Linked DNA regions of Homo sapiens: region 2 is linked to region 1. Evidence: chromatin contacts called from ENCODE Hi-C or POLR2A ChIA-PET data. All regions are on one chromosome and are shown on one strand. The core of a region is the stretch at or near the end of the contact, and the rest is flanking DNA. Distances in the headings are between cores, read along the strand shown. Region 1 overlaps GLI2 (GLI family zinc finger 2). Region 2 holds the start of GLI2 (GLI family zinc finger 2).

Region 1 (2,724 bases), core at 152-2,651:
ACAGCCAAATCCTGCAAGCTGTCAGGGGCTGTTTCCTGGCATCTGTAAGGTATCCAGATGTGGGGGCACCCTGCATTCCCCGGCAGCTCATGGCCCCTCATGCAGCCTCCCCCACCCCTCACTGTCACCAGTTCCGAGAGCTTCCATTCCACGGCTAGAATTGCATGGCTTGAGTTGGTTGAAACAGTACACATACCTGCAGGCAGAAGGATTTCACTTTTTTGTTTGTTTGCTTGTTTTTTGAGACAGAGTCTCACTCTGTCGCCCAGGCTAGAGTGCAGTGGCATGATCTCAGCTCACTGCAACCTCTGCCTCCTGGGTTCAAGCCATTCTCCTGCTTCAGCCTTCTGAGTAGCTGGGATTACAGGTGCCCACCACCATGCCCGGCTAATTTTTGTATTTTTAGTAGAGATGGGGTTTCACCATGTTAGCCAGGCTGGTCTCGAATTCCTGACCTCAAGTGATCCGCCTGCCCTGGCCTCCCAAAGTGCTGGGATTACAGGCGTGAGCCACCTTGGGATTTCACTTCTGAGTTCTTTATATCTGTGAAAAATTGAAAACAGCCTACCTGTTCATTGATAGGGGATTGGTTCATCTGTGGAACATCTTGAATGGAACACGATGTAGCCACTGAAAATGTTAATTAAGACTTTTCAATTACAGGGTGGGAACATGCTTGTATTCTAATATTAAGTGGGATAAAAAGAAGGTGCAATTGATCTCAAGCACCCCTAGCAATGAGATAGAAAGTGAAGGTTCAGAGTGAGGAGAGAGGACATGAAGGGGGTGGGAGGCCCCAGCCGGAAAGCTCGGAAAACCCAGGCAGGAGCTCCTGGATGCCAGGCTGGTGTGGTCAGAGCCTCTCCTTCAGTACCTCCCGTATTGTAGATGAGACTGAGGCCCATTTGGGCATGGGGCTTGCCCAAGGCTACCAGCTGCTTCAACCACGAGCTGGGCCCGGGGCTTGGGGCTCCTGCCTCTCACATGGTGAGAGTCTCTTTCAGGTATTTGCTTTTAGATTGTTATTTAGATTGCTGTTAGACTTGGGCCTTAATTTAGGTCCTACTGCTACCCCAGGGTGAGTGTCCAGCCTTGGTAAGGTCTCCTCATGTGTCTTCATGCCTCAGTTCCCTCATCCATCCCAGGCCCTGATGGCACCTGCTCTCTTCCAAACAGCCAGTTATTTGAGGTCTGGGGCCGTGAGTTATTTGCAAAGTCACCTACCTCGACTGGCCTCTGTTGCCTGACTTCCCCTAGGAGTCCATGAGGTCGGACCTGTTGGGGGCTGGGTGTTTCCACTTAGAGTCACTATTTCCCTGTGCCAGAATATGCGTGAGAAATATATTTGCAGAGCAGAGCATGGCTGGGCTGGACCGAGCTGGACCAAAGGAAAAAGCAGCCCTGTGGTCAGACTGGGGAAAGGTTAGTTTAATCATCTGGCTGGAGCAGTTCATAAGAGCAGACGGCAGAAGCCTGGGAGGGCGAGTTCTTTCCCAGTCTCTTTTGCTGTTGTGCTAACACTTTGGAGGCCATAAATCTTTTAAAACACATTTTGGCCCAGAGGTTTTCCCCTCCTTTAACTTCTAAAATGGTGTAATTTTAAAAGCAATTTGATTCAGATGTTTCTCATTGCTTTATACTGAAACTGTCCAAATGCTGTTGTATTTTCCTCCTCCACTGTGGGTTCTCTTTCAAAAATATTTCTGAACCTCTCTGTGTGCCTCACTGAGCACCAGGGACTACTATTCAGAGCCTCTGGGATAATATGAAAGGTGGAGCCATGAAACCCAGAGCTGGGTCTGATCTCATGAGTTTTGCTAGTTTCTGGAATCAAGCAGCCAGACAGGCTTTAGACATCCTGGGATGTACCTGCAATGGCCAACGCCCACCTCTTCCACGAAGCATCCACTGTGTGCTGGGCCAGGTGTCCTCCCAGTGTGGGCCGCACCAGCAACATCAGCATCCCCTGGGAATTGTTAGAAATGCTAATTCTTGAGCCCCACCTTAGACCTACTGAATCTGAGTCTGTGGGGGTAGAGCCCAGCAAGCTGTGTTTACACAAACCCTCTTGGTGATTCTGATACACTCCTAAGTTGGAGAACCGCATGTTCTGACTACATGAGGTAGGGTGGGTCTTCCCATACATAAAATGGGAGTTAGACACAGAGCTGCAGTGCAGAGATTACAGGAGACTTCTGATGTGCTTACACAGGCCTGCCAGGGCACTTCCTGGATAGTAGCTGTAACACTGCCTCTCTTAGTGCAGGCAGTGCTAAGGAAGTAGTGAGAAGCAGCCCAGGCTCTGGAACCAGGCTGCCTGGTTAAGTCCCAGTTCTGTTGACCTTAGGCAGGTCCGTGCCTCACTTTTCTCATCTATAAAATGGGCATGATCTTGGTTGTGAGCATTCCTTGAGTTAGCACATGGGAAGTGCTTCGAAAAGTGTTGGGCACAGAGGGCCTTGTGTGAGGTCCAAGTTGAGTATTTGCTTTATGAACTATTGCTATTCTTCCTACCAGTTTTCCTTTTCTAGATCTGCATACTCTGCCTGACTTAGAAAGTTTCCCTTTCACTGGTAACCCTTGCCTGCTGACCCGTTGAGGCTGACAGCAGGTGGGAAACCCAGGTTTCTGGTGACTTCCTACTTGAGAGTGGTGGGTGCCCTGGGCTGGAAATCAGACCTGGGTGCCTGTCCCACTTTGCTTTGCTCCCAGGGCCTGTCCTGG
Region 2 (2,724 bases), core at 108-2,607, 66 kb before region 1:
CTACTATCCCTGGCTAATTTTTTGTATTTTTAGTAGAGACGGGGTTTCACCATGTTGGCCAGGCTGGTCTTGAACTCCTGACCTCAGGTGATCCCCGTGCCTCGGCCTCCCAAAGTGCTAGGATTACAAGCGTGAGCCACCGCGCCCGGCCCAACAGGGCAAATTTAACTGAACTTACAGTACAACCACCCGAAGCTCTGGGAGGATGGCAGAGTGCTCTGACCTTAGACTAGTTACTTAACTTTTTAAAGCATCAGACTTCCCACCTGTAAAAACACGAGAAGAGAACCTTCCTTACAGAGCTGTGAAAGTCCAATAATACAAAGAAAATATAACATCACCTGGCACTTGGTAGAGTGTTCTACAAACGTTAGGAAGAATAAAACCAGAAATTCCCCCCAAGACCCTCTTCGGGTGAGGCCCAGGGGCCCTGGAGAGGGTGGCAGGCCCGGGGGTGTGGGGAGGACACTTTAGCCAGCTGCCCCCAATTCTCCTCCAAGCCTGGCGGCCCAGTTCCGGGCTGTGGTGTGGCTTGAGGGCCCAGGGCTCCTCACTGAGCTTGCTTAAGCAAGTTCTTTCACACACAGCCCCATATACACTTTGGCTAGAAAATTCAATGAGGAGTTTTTTCTTCCTTCTTTCTCTGTTGTTGTTGGGTTCTGATTACTTCCATCTGGCTTCAGCGGCTCGAGTGGAGTCTCTAAAACACACAACACAACAAAACAAAAACCCACCCTGCAAGCCACATGCACCAAACCTAGAAGGCTGCTTCGTTTCTCGCCAGCGTGTGCTCAGATGGCGACGAGGGCTAGCGGCGGCGGGGGACGCCTCAGGACCCCCGGCACCTGCGCTCGCTGCCCGCGGGAAGAGGGTCCGCGTGGACCCAGCCCCCGCGTCCCTTCTCTGGCGTCCCCGGCTTCCGCGCGGGCGTCCAGAGAAGCGGGCGCCCTGGGAACAGCGACCCAGGCATCTCCCCGAGGAGGGAAGTGGGAGGTGGGGAGGGCGGGGGGATTTCAGAGATTGAAAACAGAGCAGCCCTTGCCCCTCAGCTCCGGAGCTCATCTGACTTGAGTTAGCGACACCCCCAACCCCCCCCCCCACACCTAGTCGTCTAAAAAAAGTGTCGGAGATTGGCGCGTCCTTTGGTTCCTTTCTCGAACTTTCCTTGTAGGTGCGTTTTCTTTCCTTGGTGCTGGGTGGGGAGAGTCCCTGTGCTCCCCCTTTCCCCTCCCCCCGCCCCGGCGGCGTTCGGGTCCCCCTGCGTCCCCCGGCAGGGAGCGGGCGGGCTGGCTGGCGGGTTCTTGGGGCCCGGGTGTGCCCGCACCGTGCGCGCGGGGGCGCTGCGCAGTCCGGCGGCGCTGATGGATTGCAGAAGTGCCGGCGCTTGCCAGCCGAGGCAGCACGGCTCCGCGGACTTTTTTTCAAACTCCCATCAATGAGACTTCGAGGAGGAGCGGGCGGCGGCGGCGGCTGCGACTGCGAACGCGGAGGAAGGCCAGGAGCCGCAGGAGGAGCCGGAGGAAAGAGCTTGGGCCGCGCGGCGCGCCGCAGCCTCGGGGAGCCGCCTGCTCGCCGGCGGTAGGGGCTGCGCGGCGCCCGCCCGCCTCTCGGTCCCCTCTCTTGCCTGGCCCGCCCCGCCCCGGCTGGCTGGAGCCCCGGCACAAGGCAGCCAGCCGAGGGTCGCCGCGCCAGCCAAGGTGGGATGGGGGCCCACAGCCACCGCCCGGCGCCCGAGAGGCCACCTGCGTGCTAGAGGCAAACTTTTGTCTCTCTCGGTAAAGTTGCATTGGCCTTCTTTTGCTTGCTTTTCGTGACGAAGCGCCTCCCACCTCGGCCAAGCGCGGGCCGACTGGGATGCTGCGCCGTCTCGGGGGGTCCCTCGGCCGGGTACCGGCGCCTAGGCCTTGGGATCGGGGCCCTGGGCTTCGGGGGACTAGAGGCTAGTAGGCGCGACCCCGCCTGGGGCTCTGGACGAGCAGGGCGGGGACGTAAGGAGAGTCCTGGGGCTTGGAGCTCGTGGCCAGAGGTCGATGTTGCACCCTCTCCCTACCTGGGGGAGAGCACCACTCTTCTCGGGGTGCACAGCGAGCCGGCCTCCGCGCGCCGGCGGGGGTCTGTTTTTTCAGGGGGTGGAGGGTGGGATCGGAGGCTGGGATGCTCCGAAGCTGCCGTAGGTGGGCATGGGAGCGTGTCTGCGGGCGTACTGAGCGCGGAGGGGCTGCAGCCAGCCACTTGAGAACTTCGAACTCCACTTCTCCGCGCTGCGCGTCCCGGAGCCCTGCCTTTCTTTCTTCCTTCCTCAATCCTTCCTCCCCCTCGCCCGGCCCGGCCGCCCCCTCCCCCTCTGCTGGGCTCTCCTCCTCGGCCCCCCCTCTTTGCCTCTCTTCTCCTCCTCTCCTGCCCTCGGCCCTGAGATCCGCTTGACTTCCCAAAGGGATCCGCACGTAATCCTTTGCCGGGTCCTCCGGTTCCCCCTTCCACCTCACTTTCATCCCTGCCCCCCTACTCATCGTCTCTCCCCACCCCCGACAATCTCTCAACAAGTATATTTGCTGAGGAATTTGAAAAATCCACTACTGCAACTTGATCTGTATGTGATGGATGGGGAGAGGCGCGGAGAGAGTTGGGCGCCAATCCTATTAAGGGTTTAGAGAGGGGAGTCTTTTCCCCGGACGGGGCGGGGGCGGGGAGCTGGGAGGGAGCGTGTGCTTGCGTGTGTGAGTG

The links. Hi-C counts contacts between places; a loop is a spot of excess contacts on that map. ChIA-PET counts read pairs that join two places held with the same protein, here RNA polymerase II (POLR2A). Pooled maps may share reads with other maps.
Region 2: a loop to region 1 is called in a map of ovary, with 3 times the contacts of the local background. The contact joins the promoter of GLI2 here to the enhancer-like site in region 1. A Hi-C loop is called at or near these places in 9 of 168 maps with a recorded cell type or tissue (IMR-90, MCF 10A, ascending aorta and 6 more) and 13 of 50 pooled maps. POLR2A ChIA-PET finds 5 or more read pairs at or near these places in 3 of 52 experiments (AG04449, AG04450 and H1).

What each region holds. Positions count from the first base shown.
Region 1 is chr2:120,800,915-120,803,638 of GRCh38, forward strand. All of the region lies in intron 2 of GLI2 (GLI family zinc finger 2), which reads left to right. Among named protein-coding and RNA genes, the nearest start is that of GLI2, 66 kb to the left of the region's middle. Within about 2 kb of position 1,402, at least 4 of the 41 ENCODE cell types and tissues checked have a DNase peak (open chromatin) inside an H3K27ac peak, as active enhancers do; they include ascending aorta and ovary, where a contact is called at or near this core.
Region 2 is chr2:120,734,511-120,737,234 of GRCh38, forward strand. It overlaps GLI2 (GLI family zinc finger 2), which reads left to right and starts at 1,358. Exons shown (of 14, transcript NM_001374353.1): 1 at 1,358-1,775. LOC124906073 (a long non-coding RNA gene) reads left to right here. Exons shown (of 3, transcript XR_007087219.1): 3 at 1-340. It overlaps LOC124907881 (a long non-coding RNA gene), which reads right to left. Exons shown (of 2, transcript XR_007087221.1): 1 at 2,051-2,724. RefSeq lists enhancers at 1-634, 1,274-1,443, 2,562-2,724.